Linked DNA regions of Homo sapiens: all the other regions are linked to region 3. The links are chromatin loops, found by intact Hi-C in ENCODE. Cell type or tissue: heart right ventricle. All regions are shown on one strand. Links, peaks and the distances in the headings refer to the core of each region. The heading gives the core; the rest is flanking DNA.

Region 1 (5,000 bases), core at 1-5,000, 450 kb after region 3:
CTAAAGAAAAATTGAAGGCCATCCTCTAAAGCCATGCTGCTCAGTGCAGGAGCCACCAGCCACATGGTCAAAGCCACACAGAGCCACTGAAAGGTGGCTGCTATAAATTGAGATGTGTTATGAGCATAAAACAAGAGAGAAATGAAGACTATCTGCTTAATAATTTTTATATTGATTATATGTTGATTATATTTTGGATATGTGGGGTTAAATAAAAGATTAAATTTCACCTTTTGTTTTTGCTTGTGATGTGGCTACTAGAAAATGTAAAATTACATGTGTGGCTTACAGCGAGACCCCACTATTTACAGGGCACTGAAAGTCATTCTTCCTCTTAATTCCTCATCTAAACTCTACTCATTGACTATTTTGTGTATCTGCATCTTTTCTTCCAAAATGAATGATCAGCTGCTAGAAGGCATGACTATGGAAACAGTGTATCTTCTACTGTGATTTTTCAAGAGTGAGGAAGTTTGGCTATCACCATGGGCGTGAGGAGAGGGGTTCTGTTCTCATTTGGTAAACATACACCAGATATGCTAAACATCCCATAGAATATCTTAGACAAAGAAAATTACAGTAAGTAGAGAAATGGATCAAAGAGTGGCTATTCTTGGACTCTCTACTTTCCAGGTCTTTTTGGCTAGAGAACTCTTTTTCTAACTTTGTTGCCTGGCTCTTGGCAGTCAATGTCCAAAGTAGTGCATTGAGCTGCCCCCCAAAAGGGGCACAGTTTGTAAGGAAACCATATGCCCTATGGGACCTCATGGGATGACACTCAGTTAGTACATAAGGATCTCTTGGAAGGGAGCTGCCTTTATGTCCTCTAAACCAGGTCATCTCTTATCAGTTAAATCCTGGTGCTGACTAGTACAGCTATATGAGCCTGGACAAATCACTTCTGAGCCTGTTTTTCCTCTCTGTACAATGACAATGATGATAGAACCTTTCTTATAATGTTATGAAAGATTATATTTTCTGAGATAATTTTAGTAAAGCAACGTAGCATAGAGCCTGATACATGTTAAGTACGTTGTGTATATTGGCCATGATTATTATTGGCTTCTTGGTAATGAAAGCATCAAATACTAAGGGCAGCTTTTAGTATATTATTTCTGATCTTGTGTGATCAGAAATACCACATTTTTGAGAATGTATTATTTTCCAAAGAATTAAATGACTCTCAGAGGGGAATGGATAAACCCACAGAGGTTCTGGAAATGGAGCAGTTTCCTGTAAGTATCATGACTTCCAATTAAGCCCCTTTGTCTGTTTTATCCCTGTCACTTGTACTCACTGTGTAGATCATGAGCTAATTTTGCTTGGACTCTCCCCTCCCGCCATCTCTTAGAGCCCAGCAGTGCTGTGCATGCATGGGTTAAAAATTTCAAACTGTCCAAATGAATTGCATTTATTGGCAATTTAATGCTGAAACTCAAAGAGGGAAAAGAGGAGAAAAAAAATCAAAGATGAAGTGGAAAGACAAGGGCCCTTGGATGCAGCCGGACAGAGGTTGTAATATCTGCTCTGCCAAACACTAGTTAAGTGATCTTGGTGTAGTCACCAAACCTCTTGAGTCTCTTTCCCACATACAAAATGAGGTTGATGTGTTTCACAAGGCTGTTATCATGACTCAAGGAAATAACCTAAATGACTAGGGCAGTGACAGTTCACCTCTCTCTCTTCATATTGCTCTCAATTTCATGATCTTCTTCTCCCCGCAACCCCATGATTTATAGAAGCCAAATTACGTTCTCTGATTTATAGCTGTTGTAACTTTGGAATACATTTAAGAACATGGAATTAGTTGTCTTTTGTTAGATCCACATACAGAAGTCACAGAAATGTTTTCATCATTTTGAATTTTACTGTTCATTCTGGCAAAGTGAAAATGTATACCAAAACACTATTTTAAACCACCTATCCCCTGGGTTAGAAATTATAAGTTAGTGTAGCCCAGTGAAGTATAATTAAATGTTGCCATTCTCCCATTTATTTAACTTCCTTCCCTCCATATTTGAAGTAATTTTCGCTTGGTGCCAACTCCAGTCATTCTCCAGATGCCTGTGATTTCTTCCAGATTTTCAACACACAGTGGCTAAAGATAATATAGAATTATTTTTTAAGTAATTTGTGATTAAATGTAAATTTAGTAATTTTATGTTGGGACATGTGATCTCCTTGACATTTTCTCCAAAACACAGAATTTAAGCACTAGAAATGATTTTAGGACATCTAGTTAAACCATTACCACTTCACTGTTATGACAGTGAGGCCTGGAGACATTAAATGTTTTGCCCAAAGTTACCAACATGTTGTTGGCAGAAAAATCTGGAACATATGGCCTCATCTATTGTCTAAATTTTTTCTACTAGTGCACAGTGCCTTTTCAATTGCTTTTTATTTGATAATAGTGACAATCATAAATAGGGGATTTAATCAATACTCTTTTAAAAAAAAAAGTCACAGAAAGAAAGCAATTGTATTGAAAACCCCTTTCTAGTTTTTCCAGTAGGTTACATTAAATGGCCCCAAAAAGTAATTTATGGGCTAAAATGAATGTCTTCAGAAGGCTAACATAAAAGATGACCAACAGGGGGAAACCTGAAACAGCCTTTTAGGTAATTTGCTTAACTTCTAGCCCTTTTAAAAAAATTACTCAAGCTCATGTTAGAGCCAACAAAAAACATCTGTTGTTTTATTTATAGCCACAATTTCTAAGAAGCATATTCTATAGCAGATGAAAAAGTAGTTGACAGCTTATAATTCATAAAGTTACTGAGGCCTAATCTGATAGAACAAAATGTACAAACTCCCTCCCGTGGTTCAGACCCTATCCCTTCCCTTTCTGCTGAAGACAGAAATGGTGCAACAGAGGAGTGGAGCATAGGTTATTACGGTTGTTAAGGAAGAGGCGACTCTGAGATGATAATGCAGAAAGGAGTACCCCGCAGTGATAAATGATTGCTTTCACCTCTGGGCCATCCACCAGCCTGAGTCACTGCTACTTTTTCATTAACATTGTATGGACTTTCATTATAGGAAGCCAACATTTTGCTGTGTTCAATCTACAGATTGTTAACAGCGTATTTCCATCAGGAATCTAAAGTGTTAATTAAAACGACTGATTGAATAGTTCCCTCTCTGAGGGAAGCTTTTAGTTTGCCCCTTCCTTTCACCAGTTAGCTGTAGTCTATATTGACATAACTTTCTCCCTGCTGACTCTTAAGCAATTATTAGAATTCACTCATTACTCAAATATCACCTCTCTGTATCTGTTGGCTTATTTCTGAGAATCTTTTTGAGAACATGACCAGGCTTCTTTCTATAATTTTTATATATATATATATATACACACACGCACACACACACATACACTACATATATATGTATGTAGAATACATATATATATCTATATATGTACATATATATCTATATGTATACATATATCTATATATGTATACATATAGATACATAGCTATATAGATACATATCTAATGTATACATGTATACACATGTACCTACATGTATACACATGTATCTGCATGTATACACATGTATACACATGTAGATGCATGTATACACATGTATACACATGTATCTGCATGTATACACATGTAGATACATGTATCTGCATGTATACACATGTAGATGCATGTAGATGCATGTATACATATATACATGTAGATGCATGTAGATACATGTATACATATATACATGTAGATGCATGTAGATACATGTATACGTAGATACATGTATACATGTAGATACATGTAGATACATGTATACATGTAGATACATGTAGATACATGTATACATGTAGATACATGTAGATACATGTATACATATATACATGTAGATACATGTAGATACATGTATACATATATACATGTAGATACATGTAGATACATGTATACATATATACATGTAGATACATGTAGATACATGTATACATATATACATGTAGATACATGTAGATACATGTATACATATATACATGTAGATACATGTAGATACATGTATACATATATACATGTAGATACATGTATATAGATACATACATAGATATATAGATACATAGATACATATATATTTATATATGTACATATATCTACATATATATCTATATATACATATATCTACATATATATCTATATATATATTTCTACATATATATCTATATATGTAGAAATATATATATATTCTACATTTTAGTTCTGCTATATCTATAGGGCCTTCTGTATATCACAGTTTTGTGTGTTGTTGTTTTTTTTTAAGTGCATTGGTTTGGCACAAATAACTATAGTACTATTTATTATCCTGAGCTTTTTTGAGAATGTAGTGATAGGGTTCAACATCTGCCCAAATTGACCCATCTAAAATTATAATTCTAAAACCATAACCAGAAGAAGCCCATTAATTTCTTTAGTAGAGAGGTGAGTAGCCTCTTGTTTATTTCACTACTGATCATAGTCTATTGTGAGATATGAAGATGTATTAGCCCACCAGAATTAATCACCTTTGTCTGAAGTAGTGAAAGTATATTGCTTCATTTTGTTAAACTCTGATTCCTTACACAATTGTTAAGGATTGTGTTTACTTTTATCTCAAAATTGTTACCTTTTAATATATATAGTCTTATATCAGTGATCTTTTCAAACTTTTAAAATGAAGTCTGAATAAATATTATTTTCTTATGCATTTCTTCTGCACCAGCTGATAGGGAATTTTCTGTACAATGTTTTCAGGCCTCTTGCCTTTCTTGCCTTTATTTTTCTCTGCAATTCCACACACAGGTCATTGCTTTCCCTTCCTCTCCCTTTTTGATCATGGATGCTTCAACTCCCTTCATATATTTGTTAAGCATATTTTACTAAGATTTCATTTTGTGATGCTTGCAAATATACATTACAAAATATATATTTTTAAAAAGTGATTTGAAGGGCCCTCTGTCCATCTGATGATTAACTAGAAGAGTCTTTTGTACCTTGCTAAAAGTG
Region 2 (7,722 bases), core at 1,318-6,317, 160 kb before region 3:
TAGAAATTTACCTTCATGTTGACATTGTGAAAGGCTTTGTATGTTTCTGAGGAGTCCTGCCTTTTTTGTACTGCTTATGCAAATGGAGTCCTGCTTATGCAAATGGGCCCATTTATTCAGCCCTGGGGCAGTAGTTATTTATGTGCTGTAACACGAGAAGAGGCAGTGGCCCTTAAAAGAGAGAATCATGGGCTTATGGTAAGAACTAGACTTGAGCTCTGACTCCTCCAGGACCTCTGACTTTGGAAAAATCATTAAACTTCCCTGAGTTACGGTTTCTCATCTGTAAAATGATATGATGGAATGAAGTCTGAGTCCTCCCAAAATTCTTATATTGAAGCCTTAACCACAGTGTGATTGTATTTGGGTGTAGAGCCTTTAGGAGGTAATTAGGGTTAGATGAAGTCACAAGGGTGGGCCCCTTACAATGAGATTAGTGCCCTTATAAGAAGAGGTAGACCAGAGCTATCCCTCTTTCTACCATGTGAGGATTCAGCAAGAAGGCAGTCATCTGCAAGTCAGGATGAGGGTCTTCACCAGGAACTGAATTGGCTGCCACGTTGTTCTTGAACTTCCCATCCTCCACAAATGTGAGAAATAAATGTCTGTTGGTTAAACCACCCAGTCTATGCTATTCTGTTATAGCAGCCTAACCTAAGACAGATAGGAATAAGAATACCAATCTATTGTGTAGAGTTGTTAGGCCACAAATGAGACACTTGTATATGAAATCTATGTAAATTTTCAATCAATTTTAAGTACTATGTTAGAACCTAGAGAGATTTGAAAGTGAATCAGACATAGACCTTGCCCTCAGAAAGTTCAATTTCCCAGGTGATGTAAGACTCATATAACCAACAAAAATACAAAGTATAAAGGGCCATATTCATTAATTCTTTGTTCATTCATTTATTTAACAAATATGCTTTGAGCATTTAACTATGTGCCAGGTGTTATTCTAGATGTTCGGGAGACTGCAGTAAACAAAAGAAATTCTGTGTTCTTAGAGAATTTGTATCTGAGTTTGGGAAGCAGTCAATATATAAAATGTTAAATATGTCTGGTGGTGGGAAGTGCTTTGAAGAAAAATAAAGTAAGACAATAGATAAGAGTAATAAGGGGCACATGGCCATTTTGTACAAAGTGATAAGAAAAGCTCTAGTCAGGTCTGTCTGATAAGGGACATTTGAGCATATGTGTCCATGAAGGGAGCAATGATCCAAGAGGTTTTTGGGAAAAAAATGTACCAGGCAGAGGGAGCAGCAAGTGCAAATACCCTGAGGCCGCCGGTTATTTATTTATATTTATTTATTTTGTAAGACAGAGTCTCACTCCGTCGCCCAGGTTGGAGTGCAGTGTCGCGATCTCGGCTCACTGCAACCTCCGCCTCCCAAGTTCAAGTGATTCTTGTGCCCCAGCCTCCCAAGTAGCTAGAATTACAGGCGTGCAACACCATGCCTGGCTAAGTTTTGTATTTTTAGTAGAGATGAGGTTTTGCCATGTTCACCAGGCTGTTCTCAAACTCCTGAGATCAAGTGATCCACCTGCCTCGGCCTGCCAAAGTGCTGGGGTTACAGGAGTGAGCCACTGCGCCCAGCCAGGAGTCTTAATCACACAAAAGATTCTTCAAAGTGGTTCTGGGAATTCAGAGTTGAGATTATTTCCAGCTAAGGGTGATAATGACACAAGACCCTAGAGAAGGGGCTTGTAAAAAGACACCACAAATTTTCATAATATTTCATAGTTTTTACTTGTCTTTTGCTTAGATCATATTTCATAAATTCCTAACAATAAGTACAGGTTTTTAATTCTTATTCTCCCCTCAAAGAAAAGCCATAAACATCACTTTTCATTTTCCTATAAACATAATGAATGAACATTGCTATTAGTCATCCTTTCCCATTTCAGATTATTAATATTATCATCATTTTCAGACACAAGGTAGATTGTAGTTAAGAACCTGTGCTTTGAAGTCAAGCAGACAGTAGCTGATGTCCCAATTCAACTTCGTACTAGATTTCTCACCTTGGGAATATTGCTTAGGCTTTAGAATCATAGTTTCAGTCACCTCTTTTTACCTATGGCTCCTCATGGATGTGATACTAAAAAATTGCTCAGTGTTGCTATCCTTTTCCACCCTCTCTTTATTGAAGTATTCATAAACATCAAACTAGAAAGCAAGAAGCCCAAAATCTAAAAGTCACACTATGCAAATTTTATACAAAATAAATGAAAGTGAAAGTATGAAGAGAAGTAACAAGAACAAATGTATATACATCTTTACTGAATAAAAAGGGCTTTCATAGATACTCACCTATTAACTCTTTGATAAACTTGTAGCCTGAATATTATTCATCTTCAGTCGACTGATAAAAAATACAACTCAGACAGATTGAGTTATTTTGGCTAAGATCTCTCAGCTCGTAAGTGGCAAGGCTGCAATTTGTATTGCTCTTCTGAGTCCAATTCCTTGGGGTTAGTTATTGGTACAACTAGTGCCCAAGAAGTCCTCGCAAGACTGGAAGAACTTCCAAGTGATTAACCAAGTTGGTTGCATTATGGGCGGCCTCCCTCCTACTTGTGGAATTTGTTTTCTCACTGAGGATTGTTTTAAAAGTTACCTAAGCTGCTTCACAAAGCTTCAAAAATTCCTGGTTATGTGATAGATAATGATGTGTACAAGGCTTCCTTCTGGATGATTCTACAGGGTCTAGAATATAAATAGTTTCTCTCTATGGTGAGCAAGATCTCTGTGCTCTAAGGCTCATTTGATCACTCATCTGGGAGCTCTGCAAGAACTGGGACCATGTCTTACTCATCTCTGTATCCCAAGGCCAGCCGAAAGCCTGGCACGTGGGAAGCACTCAGGTGGGGTTTGAGCACCAGGATGCCAGGCATTATGATGGTGATGCCTGTTAAAAATCATCGGTTAAGCTCCACTTTTGCTGCAGTGAACAGACTAGACATCAGCTGTCATGAGAAAACATATTACCAGGCAACTTTTCCTTTTTTCATCCTGAATCCAAGCAACTGGCCAGGACAGTGAGATGACAGCCCTGCAACTTCCACATCTCACATCACTTCTCTCTTCTCCTACTTCCTTTTCAGAGAGCTTTTTTTTTTTTTTTTTTTTTTTTCCAAAATACAAGCCTGAGCCAGAACTACAGGCTTTGTTTGCCCCAATAGGGAATATACTTTTAAAGCAAGGATGTTAAATCACCCTGTAATTTTAGTCTCTCGAGTATCAGTTCCACCTAAACCTTCCCCATGGAGAAGGGTGGCACTGATCTCTAGACTGGTGAGGGAAATCAGCACCAGCTTGGAAGGGAGCTGCACTAGGTTTCAGTCTCCGCACTGTCATATAACAATGGCTGAATTTATTGACCAGTTACCTGCACTGATCACCTTACACACATTGCTTTCTTTAACTCTCTGTGAAGGATTCTCATTATCATTCACGTTTTGAAGATGCGAAAGTTAGAGCAGAGAGGTGAAGTGACTTGCCCAAGGTCACAGAAAATGATCAGCAGATCTAAGATGAAACAAACCAATTGTACTCCACAGCTGTATTCCTAACTGTGCTACATCAGGCAAGTGAATGACCCTCTCAGCACCTCCGTTTTCTCATCAGTAAGATGAATGGAGGAACAACGACTTTATTGGATTGTTAGGAAAAGTAATTGAGATAATGCAGGCAAGCTCCTGACACTTAGTAGTTACTTAAGGTATGTCAGTTCTCTCCCTTCCTTTACATAACCTGGAATTGGAGAGCATCACCTCTTAAGCAATCCTTTAGAAATATAAAGCTGAAATTAATCCAAACCACACCAGAGCCAATGACAATAAAGCTGATTTGTTCAGACTTATTATTCTGTTTCAATAAAGATCTGTCTCCAGTTTCCTCGGCATCCCCACAGAGCCAACCCAAACTGAAAACACATGCGGCGAATGCAAACTCATTGGTGAAACATGATAGACACTTCAAGAACCAGGAAATTCCTTCTTTATATGACTTGCTCCTTAGCCAGAGCAGTTATGGGTTAAACAATACAGCAGTGCGGCTGTGGCCTTCAAGATGCACAGTGGGGCTTCATGCTCCTGGAGGGAATGGAAGCACAGGGTTCTGCTTGCCAGCTGGCACCGACACTCCACGGACAAGATACGCATGGCCTGGCCTTCCAAGTTGAGAGCAATTGCTGGCAGTACACTGTGAGCATGTGAAGCTAAGGGAGTATTTTTTTTTTAAGTCCCATCATTGTTTTTCTTTCTTTAAATGGTAGCCACTGAAAAGCTATGCAAACACTTCAGCTGTGGAATATTTAATCTGACATTTGGCATGGCTCCCTTGTTGATCCAAGACATAAAGTATGCAGTTGTTTCATGGCTTACTCAAAAAAGATAAGCTAGATACAAATTAATTTTCCTTCTCCTTGCTTTTAGCTGGGTCCCTGCATGGATGCATCCTTGATTCCTAAGCAATGGGATGACAATTATAGACCACAAGAGCAGAAGGTGAATAGTTCATTTAACTAGATGGGTCAATTGAATACTTTTCTTCTGGGGGGTAAAGGGGGATACTCTACTAAAAGCTTTAGGAGTCCCTGTGGTTGTGGTGTTTTCAAAGGTTTGGCAGCTCTTCTCACAAGATTTGGGGTTTCGGGGTTTCATGTGCTGTCATGGAAACATCACCAGAATGGTCCCCTCTTCACTCTGTTGTCATTGGTCTTTAGCAAGAGGAGAACCAGCATCTTGTGAGAGTCTTGCACCTGTTCACATCGGACATACCTCCTGGCTGTATCTGCTTTTTCACTCCATCAGGACAAGTTTAACTATCTCACTGGCAGATTTGGTTTCCTGAAAGTAAATCTCCTGTAGGTTCTCTTTCACTGTCATTGAGTGGTTTCTGACCCTAGACTGGTAAGGAGAACATTGCCCCTTCTCACAAAACACAGGGATCCAAAAAACTGAGTGAGTGGGCAGTTCTTGTTTCTCAGCATGTGCAGGGAAGGACACAGAAATGTCCAACATTAGAAAGGGAACAGAGACCTTCCTTGTCCAAGTGTTCCTCCACTAGAGAGTTAGAACAGTTGCTGAATGTAAACAAACACACTTCCTAAAGTCTCATCCTTTCTTCAGGTGGACCAAGAGTGCCAAAAACACTGGAAATTATAGTCCAATGAGGACTTTATTCATTCTCCTGTGTTTCAATGCCCATTGTTATAACAACCATGTGATTTAAACATCAGGCTGCTGTCACTTGACTGCAGGTAATGATATAATTTTGCATTAGAGAAATACTGAAACACAGTTAATCCTTTAAAAAGGGATGGATGAGGGAATGGGGAGAAGAGAATCAAATGGATTTGTTAAAAGAAACCAAATCTTAAAAACCCTGAAACTGCTAAAGTAAATGGAACTGACCAATTGGGACATTTTGTTAGTTCTGATTTAAGTTTCTGGATCCTGTTCCAAATAAAAACATATCTTTTTTTCTAATGGAAAATTCAAAGAACACAAACCTGAGCTTTAAAAGCCATGTACCAGTTTGTTCTTTTATGGTTTTTGAGCTTGAGGGATTCAGTTTGGTGAGAAAGGAACTTCTTAACCTTAAAACACTTTAGTCAACAGACAAAATTGTGCTTGAAGGCAGGGAACTCCTATAAGAATGGCCTTTCTAGCAGGTATAACACAGTTATATATTTTGATTATCAATTTGTACTTAAAATATCTGCCTAAATACTATTAATAGAGTTTTTCAAAGATAGTGACAAATGATTTTTACTTTCTTCTTTATAACTTTTCTCTCTCTCCTTTACAGTTTTTGACATTGAATATCTGTTTTGTATATAAATGGAAAAATGAAAGTTAAAAATACATTCTTTCTCCAAGGATCTAGCAGTGGACCTTTTCTGGGAGTGGCTAGTAAGTCCTGAAATGAGGTAATTCTGAGCATCCTCATTGCAACGAGGCACTCACTCTGGGTCTGGAAACTTCTGTGGAGAGTTTCCAGCAGCTTTCTCTAAAGGGTTCAAACTCTTTTTCCACTTTTTCTAGGCCTTCCCCATGTAAGAAGGTCTTAATATCATGTCCTTATAATGCATCAATTATAGTCAAATTATGGCAGTGATAAACTAAATTCCATAAGCCGAAAATATTTCATAGAAATTGCTTCCCAAAGTTTTGTGAACGTGTTTTCAGTTGTCCAGTGTCTTCAAAATAGGTGGCAGGGCATTTCTTGGTAAGTAATTGGGAAGCATACCAGAGCTCTGCAAGTCCTCCTAAATTCCTTAAAATATAGATTACTATAGATAATTGAGTAACTCTTTAGGGTCTAGAGTGGCAGAGTAGTGACATCTCACCTGCTGACCCTAATTGACTGGGGGCAGCTTCTGGAATGTTCTGTTGAGAGGAAGTAGAAGGAATGGGCTTAGGCTGATGAGCAATGTTGGTACCGTGTCTAAGGTAGCAAATTGGTGACACAGTTGGTTTTAAATTGCCAACCCTGTTCTAGATTTTGTCTGAATGAGTTTCTAGTGATTTGTGTAGTAGTCAAAATGTCTTTCCCACAATGTTTACTTGGACAATATGGAAGCATATCCTAGGGGCACCTCATACTATTTCTCTCTTCTTTCCCACTTGCCTGCCTTTTTTGCATGCCAGGAGCTTCGGGGTTACTGGCCAAAGCTTTTTGAAGACTCCATGATCTGTGCTGGAGGCTGTGAGGCTGTGGTTAAGTTCTTGGTGAACACTGTCACCCTTCTCTTAGAAAGCAAGCATTGAGAACCCTTGTTTCATGTTTGGTCTTAAAGAAAAAGTAAAAGGAATGAAAACAAGAATATTTCTTTTAATGATTTGCCTTTATATTTGCATTTCCCCCAGTCCTGTACCACTCCACCACAGAAAGGAAATTTTAAGGCAAGATAATCCTATGAAGGCAGTGCTAAACTATCTCTCAGCAGTATCTTTTGCCATTGCCTTTCAACAGATTTCTTATTTATATTTAGATTGTAATGTATTCAATGTATGCAATGGAAACCTTAGAGAAATCAACTAAAGCTGAATTCCTGTGGAAAAAATACTTTACTTCCTGCCATATTGCTGCAACAGAAATTTTATTGGCAAAGTAAGTTGCAATATTACTCCCAGCAGAAGATTTCTGCATATGTAAAAAAAAAAAAAGGAGTATAATTGCTTCATTCAAAAATAAAAAGAGGAAAAGAAAAAATGAGCAATTGGGAATCATGTTGCCATAACCATCGTTAAGCTCTGTATTTATTAAATCTAACTTAAAAAAAGCCATATTTATTAAACATATAAGGAAAGCAGTGAATTGTCTCAAGATGTTATACCCTATAAGGTTTAAGTCCATACAGAATTCATTAAAAGAAAAAGAAAAAAGAAAATGAGTTAGAACTTCTAATATTGGAAATACAGGGATTTAGCAGAAGATAAAAGTAAACACAATTTTAACGTTTCCCTAGTAACTATCAAAACCAGATTAAAAGACTACAATGAGGCAAAAATATGTAATAAAATTATACCAGCACTGAAACTTAATGTCAATCTAATACTATAAAATGTCTGACATTTCTATCAGAAAAAAAATGGCTTTTGAATCAAAACAAAGATCCCATGGACCACCACACAACTTAGAGAATAATAACATCATATAAATCATGAAAAATAAAAAGAGAACATTGTAGGAAATTCTTCTAAATATCT
Region 3 (7,722 bases), core at 1,572-6,571:
CCAGAGGAGCTTACAGTCTAATCTTCTCATTGTGTAGGGACCGAATAAAGCAAACTCCTTTGGCTGCCTCAAATACTGGCCAGGTCAGTGATAGGCTCTCCAGAAATAAATTGTAGTCAAAGTGAGCCACACCAATCTGAGTATGTTTTCTCATCTGTGAATTCATCTGGTCCTAAATTGAACTGAATCAATGAATTTATAAATCATGTCTTACATTTCTTTACTGTTTCCATGTGATGGATAATTTTTTTATGTTACATTGATTGGACTAGAGGGTTCCCAGGTATTTGATTAAAGATTTTTCTTGGTGTGTCTATGATGGTGTTTCTGAGCTGGGAAATAGGTTTTCTCCTGCCTTCGGACTTGGACTCAGACTGAAACCATTGGCTCTTCTGTTTTGCAGGCCTTCAGACTCAGACTGGAACTGCACCGTTGGCTCTCCTGGGTGGGTCTCCAGCTTGCTGACCACAGACCTTGAGACTTCTCAGCCTTTAGAATCATGGAAGCCAATTCCTTATAATAATATATATCCTTTTCCTAGTCTGTGGACTTTTCCCAGCTCCAGACAGACAACCTTCTATAAACTCCAGGATGCTCCATCAATGCCGTCTGGACTCTACAGATTTTGACCCTGAAGTAAAGTAGGAAAGGCTATGAGGACATGTTAAATGTTGTACTACCGCCTGAAGCCTTTTCTTCTTTAAATTTTTCAACAAGAGTTGAATGCACACGTGGAGCTTAATTGGACAACAACTTTTCTCCTCTTCTGTGGGATCCCGTCAGTGCTTTAAGCAATGAGAAGGCAGCTCATTTCCAAGTTTGTGTGGTAAATTTGGGGCAAGTGGGAGAAAAGAAAGAAAGGCTGAGTCTTATAGGGTGTGATTTGGTTCTAGACATGCTTATGTTACTTTTTATAAGATTATCCATTTGACTAGATTTCTTTCCTGCTGACAAAAGAGGCAATTTCTACATATAAAATAAATCTGATTAAAACTCTTTCTCTGTTCCTGTCAAGGTAATAGATGCAGACCCCAGGAACAGAATATATTTGGATTCCTAGTGTGTGCAAATGATTGTTTATGTGATATCTGGTGCCAAGACCCACAGACGGCTCCTGTACTGCCCTGTAAAAATAACGGGAATGGAAAGCTTTTCCTTAGGCATAAAAAGTTAATTTTATTTCTTATTCTCTTTCACAGCGGTAACTATTACTTTGTAATTTTCCTGGTATTTTGTTGGCAGCCAAAAATAACACAAGTAATAGTCCTTGCCTACAATATGCAGCTCCGATTCATTTTGCTTAGCTCAAGTTGCCTCCTATAATAAAGGTGGTGGCACTAGACCTTAAGCATAGGTCTAAACTAGAGCAAATTTCTTAAGCCCGTTTTTAATCAGAAAGGCAGAACAAGTTCAAATCCTTTCCATTCCTTTATCCTAGTAGGGTTTTTAGAACACACCAAATAGCAAGAAATGAATGCAGCTTTAGTAATTAACATTGATAACTCTTCTCAGCCTCCAACTGAGTGAACAGCCTCTTTCAGGCCAGTCAAGAACCATTCTGTATAATCCTATCTGCATGTTATCTTGACAGTGGGAGATAGTGAGTCATAGACAAAGGCCAAGGTGTTGGGCCTGAGCTAACCAAGTGCGTTGAGAATGGAGGCAGTCTCCCAGGATCTGGGACAGGTGTGAGGAGCCACCAGGAGCCAGGGACCATTAAGTGGATGGGTTAGTCAAAGCATTACTTCATAAATCCAGGCGGCCACAGAGGTCTGCGTATTTACAGACACCACTTGTCAAGAGAAGTGGCAGCCTTGAAACCAGAAGGCACAAACACTGAAAAATCAGGTGGTTCAGGCTGCTAATGGTCCTATTAGGCAGTCACGCATCAGAGGACCCATGGTAGACAACAGAGCACCACAAAGGCCCCATGTGGGGCATGGCTTCTATGCTAGAATCCACCTCTATGCAGACAAAGGACTATCATGTGCTTCTTCTCTTAAACAAAGAAATCCATGTGTGGCTTGTCCAGGGCATTCAGATGCAAACAAGCAACTTAGACCACCAAAAAGGGATATGGCATTGGCCAGGGATATGCATTCCTGAAAATGTAAAACATTACTTTGTGCCTCCTTTACTTAAAGCAGTTAGTGAGTAACTAAGTTACGGAGAAGCTTAGAAACTAAAACACTCTGGCTTGCTTTGAATGTGGCCATTTTTACAGGTAAGAAAGCTGGGACCCAGAAAAATGCACTGATTTACCCAAGGAAGCAGAGCTGGGAACAGAATACGAGGCTTCTAATCTACTGATCATTTCACTGTGTCACACTATTTAAGATGTAGAAACAGCTGAATTCATCTTGTCAACTCAGAATCCTTTAGTATCTGTGTCCAGAGGAGGATTTGCCTCCACTCTAAGGGCTTTGGGTTTGTCTGGGAAGGGCTTATTTTTCACTTGCTTTCTTAGGTAGGAAATCAGGGTGGGAGATCTCAGTCAGCATCAGTGCCTTCCTTCCTGTGGATCTGGATGTCTTTTAATGCACTCATGAGCCTAGTGTGAAGCCTGGCCACAGAGATCCTGAGAATTGTACTCAAGAGAGTTTGAGCTTCAGATGTCATGGGTGCTCCCTGTTCTAGAGATAATGGTGTAAAGTGACACAGACACAGCATGTGCTGGCTGGAGGACAGATAAAAATAACAAATAGTCTTAATTGAGTACAGTGATTCAATTTTGCAAGACAGGCAGCAGCTAAAGAGATCTATTGGCACTTTATAGGTAATGTTGAGCGATAAAATAATAGTGATGATTATGCAGAGGACGAAGAGTAGCAAAAATTGCAGTCTCTGTGTCTTGCACAGTACTTAGCCCATAATTAATATAAATTATGTATCTTAGCCGACAGTACTTAGATGCATAATTAATATTACGGAATCGGATAAACTGAACTGATGACTATGACCCATAATCCATAATCATGACCCATGACCATGACAGGGATGGTGCAAGATTAGTGTGAATTCTGTTTCAGTAGGTGAGGACTAGCACAGACTGGAGATAAAACTGTGGTTTGGCATTCTTCCATTTTTACCTTGCTCATTTTTTAAGGCAGGCAGTTTGTACCTCATTGATTTTCACTGCTCATCAAGTCCTATTAGCCTATTCATTAGTGATGGCTTCATTCCCTTCCCACAGTCTGTCTCCTGAATGACACTTCCTTGTGTTAAGGCTGTGCTTAGCCCTAGCCATGATTGCTGGGTATCGACAGAATGTGGCATGACCAGCAGGGCCTGCTGGCTGGCAAGTAGCACCCTTCTCCAACAACACATTGGTACCCACAGAAAGAAGGTGGCAATTTCCATTACAAGGAAGATCAGGTTGTCAACTGATATTATAGTTCCAGTCTCTCTCTCTCTCTTTCTGTCTGCCACCCACACACCTTCACACTCACTTGTCTAAATATAAATATGAACACATTATCATAACCCCAAGCCTGTTCTTGCAGCTAAATTTATTTTCTCACTGGAACCACAGTTCACTTGTCAGCCAAACTAGAGGCCCAGAGTCATCTCTCTTTGTTTTGCTCTTCCCCACATCTGATCAGGCACCAAGCTCCAACCATGCTTCCTTAGACACCACTCTTGAGACCTCCCCTTCTCTGTTTTTCCACTTCTATTGCTCTAGTATAGTTACTATATTATACTGTCATCTTTCACCTGGACTTAAAGACTCCAGATAGTTCCATCTTTCTAATTCCTCTTCCCCAGTGCAAAGTGAGGATGCAGAGTACCTGTGGAAAGGCTAAGGGAAGACAGACTCCAGGCATGAGAGAGAGGAATACCAGCAAATATGTATTGAACACTTAATGTGCCAGGGCATTGATTTACTAATATTTACATTTGTTTTTACTTAATTCTCACAAAAACCTGAATGTACATACTATAATTATCTCCATTTTATGGATAAGAGACTCAAGGCTAAGAAATTTTAAGTGATGTATAAGATCGTATATAAGGAAGTGGCAGAGCTGGACTCAAACCAGGGGTCCAGTTTGTCTAACTCTTAGGTCCGTGTCATTGTCATCACCACATTCTACCTTTCTAGTTGCTCTATACTAGAGGTTATCACCTAAGGGGTTTGTTAAAACTGTGTTTTAACAAACACAGATTACTGGACACAACCCCCCAGAGTTTCTGATTCAAGTCTGGGATGAGGCCTGAGAATCTGAGAAGTTGCATGTTTATCAAAGTCCCAAGAGATGATGATGCTGCTGAACCAGTGACCACACATGAAAGCCTTCGCCCCAGCCTTTGGCATTTATTTTTGGCACTTTCTCCTCAGGCACAGCACAAGTGGTTCAAACTTCAGGCTTACATATCAGACCAGTTTGAGTCCTGGATCTGCTACTCAGTAGCTCTGTGTCTGTGGGCCACTTTATTTAACCGCACTAAGCCTCAGCTACCCCTTCTACAAAATGGGAATAGAACCTACCTTGCAAAGATGTTTGAGGACGGGGAATCATGTATATAAAACTCAGAGCTCTATGATTTGCACAGATTTGAACTTAATAAATGTTAGCTGTTTAGGAATTTACAAGTGTAAGAATTTTATTTTTTTTATTTCATTTAACTTTTATTTCTGTTCGTTTCTCTCTGCCTTTTTTGTTTCTCTCACTGCCTCAGATGGCTTTGCATTTGATTTTCCTTACATTTGGAATTTTGTTCTCCAGACCTTTGCATAGCTCACTTCTTCTCACCACTCAGGTTTCAGCTGAAATGTACCAGTTAAGGAAGGCTTTGAGCCTAGATGAGGGTACCCTTCTCCTATCCGCTACCCACGGCACTTTCTCATTGTATGCTCAGTGGGTGGATTTTTACATTGTGATCCAATTTCTGGAATAGTAATAGACATTTTCAGGTTTTCTACTTCTTCTACAATCAATTTTATGTTTTGGTTTTATAGAAAATTGTCCATTTTATCCGTTTTCAAATTTACTGTCATAAATTCATTCTGTGACATTAACTTCTTCTTATTCTCTACGATATCAGTCTTGTACCCCTTTCACTTTCTAATATTCTTCGCACCTTCTCTCCATTTTTGTTGATCATTCCTGCCAAGGTTTGTCTATTTAACTAGGCCTTACAATGACCCACTTTCTGATATGTTTGAATTCTCTTTATTATATCCTTGTTTTTACTTATTTCTATGGTTTATTTCCTTTCTTTCTTCTTTCTGTCTTCTTCCCCTGACTTATTAAGTTGTATACTTAGGTCTTTAATTATTGATGTTTCTCCATTTATTCTATGAGCATTTAAAACTGTCAACATTCTTTGAATCTCAATCATGGTGGCATGTTTCTTATATGACTTTCAATACGTTTGAGCTACTTGAGCAAGTAAAACCTGTTGGAATTCAGAAGGCCCTCAGTTCAGACTCAGCAGAGGATTTTCTTTGGCTTTGGCCAGGTGCCCAGGCACTGCCAGACTGGGACTACTGTGTTAATTTCTCGGTTTAGGGTTTCCCAGCTCATGCAGGTGTTATAAATTTAAACCTCAAACCCACACAAGGGCAGGGCTGTGGTGATGAATTCTCGAGAGAGACAATTATTTTTTTCTTCCTCCTAGATTTAAAACAAAGAAACAGTTCTCTCGTCATCTCCTTAAAGGCAGTTTCACTGAGAGGGTAGCACTTCAGGGCCCTGAATTTATGGGACTTTCCCCTTCTCACGCTTCTCCTTACACAGGCTCCATCTTCTGCTCCATCTTCGCCTCCTCTCCTGGGTGTTGCCATTACAATTCCATATTGGTAGATGGCCTCAGCGAGATTCAGTGTGAAGTATTATTCTAAATAATTGTTTAGTTTTTATCTTTTGATTTTTAGGATTTTCCTTACTTTCTTGCTAGTTTGGCTGTGCATTCAAAAAAACTCTCTATTCTTTCTGAATTGTATGTTGGGATAGTACAAAAGAGCTTATTTTGAGACTATTTAGTCTGCCATCTTACCAGAAATTGAAGTGACTCTCATGACTCTTTAGCACATCACTGTCTTTTATCTCCTCTATAGGCTCACTAATGCCTGAATTTATTTTACTTATTTATGAGTTCATTTTCTGTTCCTCTGTTGCCAAGTTAAAAGTAAATAACCTGATGACAGGGTCTCCATTCTGTACACTGGTATAGCCTCAGTATCTAGAAAAGCTGTTGGCGTGAAGTAAGACTCAATCAAAATTTGTTGGTTGAACGACTGATAAGTAAATCATGGAGTATACATATGTGGACTATATCCTATGCGAACTTTAAAAGTAACTATTTATAAAATATCTCTGACACAATAAGGTAGAAAGTCAGGTTATTTAATAGCATGTGTAACATAACCTCTATTATAAAACACGTGTGTGCATATGTGTGTTTATGTTTGTATTTAAAACTATCTGGAAGAATATGCACAGAATATTAACTGTTTATCTCTGGTTAGTGAGACTTTTCATAATTTTTCTTTCATCCTAATACTTTATACTGAACACATATTAGTATTTTTTGTAATAATTAGAGGAGGGAAAAAACATCTTATAAAGGTCTGGGATATTTGCTACCTTAATTTCAAGGTGCATATTACAAATAAAGCTTCATTTTATCTTTCTTCCTAAGGACTCAGTCATAAGTTACTTGTGTTTGTTTCTACTTTTCTTGGAAGTAAAAATAAGCCATTTTCAGGCTTCTTCTCTACTATTATTCTGCTCAGTATAGGATGGTTTTTTAAAAACAACACTAATATGTGTTAATTTATCACTACAGGCACCAGGATTATGCAAGGATCAGCTAGAACCTCTATTCTGGATTTGATACCTTTAGCAACTTTAGTTTTGTTACTTTGATGTAAGGAAAGAGAGGACACCAAAATACGTCCCACACTGGCCTGGGGAGAGGAAAGGAGTGTTAGAGATCCTTTTTCTCCTCTACCACTACAGTTTTTGTCAGCATAAATTTGGACTATGTTATATCTTTATGCTAGGTGTCACCTATTCTTGCTTAAGGAATAGTCAGCAAGACTGTTAATTAATCCTCTTCCTTCTCAGCTGCCTGCCATTTATATCAATGATAATGTCAGGAGCTGAGGACACAAAGGTGAGTAACAATCAGACCCTGCCCTTGCATCCCACAGTGATGTCAAAGAACATAATAAGGATGTCGTGTCATAAGTGTTATGTATGAAGTACTTTTGGAATTCAGAAAAAGCTCTTGTTGGGTGAAGACGAAGCAATCATCTGCCTCCTGTATATTTTTCAGCCTTGTTCATTACACTTGCCTCTTGTGCTCTAGCAACACTATTTCTCAGTTTCCACAAACTACAGGCCAGGGTTTTTGCTCATATTCATACTGTATCCTCTACCTGGAGTTTCCCTTTTTTCATTTTCCAGGCAAATTCCCACTTAACCTTCACAACTTGCATCAGGCACCAACTCCTTCAGGAATCTTTCTTTTTTTTCTTTTCTTTTCTTTCTTTCTTTTCTTTCTCTTTCTTTCTTTCTTTCTTTCTTTCTTTCTTTCTCTTTCTTTCTTCCTCCCCTCCCCTCCCCTTCTTTCTTCCTTCCTTCCTTCCTTCCTCTCTCTCTCTCTCTTTCTTTCTTCTCTTTTTTTTCTTTTATTTTGAGATAGGCTCTCACTCTGTTGCCCAGGCTGGAGTGCAGTGGTATGATTACAGCTCACTGCAGCCTCCACCTCCTG

What was found. Peaks named below come from ENCODE experiments on the same cell type or tissue, not always from the same donor. Only the 100,000 strongest peaks of a DNase experiment are listed, where the experiment ranks them.
Region 1: it touches region 3 in a loop (6-fold over the local background); 21 of 110 quality-filtered maps call a loop at or near these places.
Region 2: it touches region 3 in a loop (4-fold over the local background); 3 of 110 quality-filtered maps call a loop at or near these places.

Annotation. Positions count from the first base shown.
Region 1 is chr5:68,259,052-68,264,051 of GRCh38, forward strand. All of the region lies in intron 2 of PIK3R1 (phosphoinositide-3-kinase regulatory subunit 1), which reads left to right. Among named protein-coding and RNA genes, the nearest start is that of PIK3R1, 46 kb to the left of the region's middle. In heart right ventricle, for the core only: a CTCF peak has its summit at 2,583 (motif pointing right); no DNase peak of the experiment used is centred there; H3K27ac peaks cover 4,480 bases.
Region 2 is chr5:67,644,292-67,652,013 of GRCh38, forward strand. It overlaps LINC02242 (long intergenic non-protein coding RNA 2242), which reads right to left and starts at 2,498. Exons shown (of 3, transcript NR_147169.1): 1 at 2,315-2,498. In heart right ventricle, for the core only: no CTCF peak of the experiment used is centred there; a DNase peak (open chromatin) is centred at 4,140; H3K27ac peaks cover 1,811 bases.
Region 3 is chr5:67,804,243-67,811,964 of GRCh38, forward strand. No RefSeq gene overlaps it. Among named protein-coding and RNA genes, the nearest start is that of LINC02997, 15 kb to the left of the region's middle. RefSeq lists a silencer at 5,573-5,632. In heart right ventricle, for the core only: no CTCF peak of the experiment used is centred there; DNase peaks (open chromatin) are centred at 3,268 and 4,308; H3K27ac peaks cover 4,413 bases.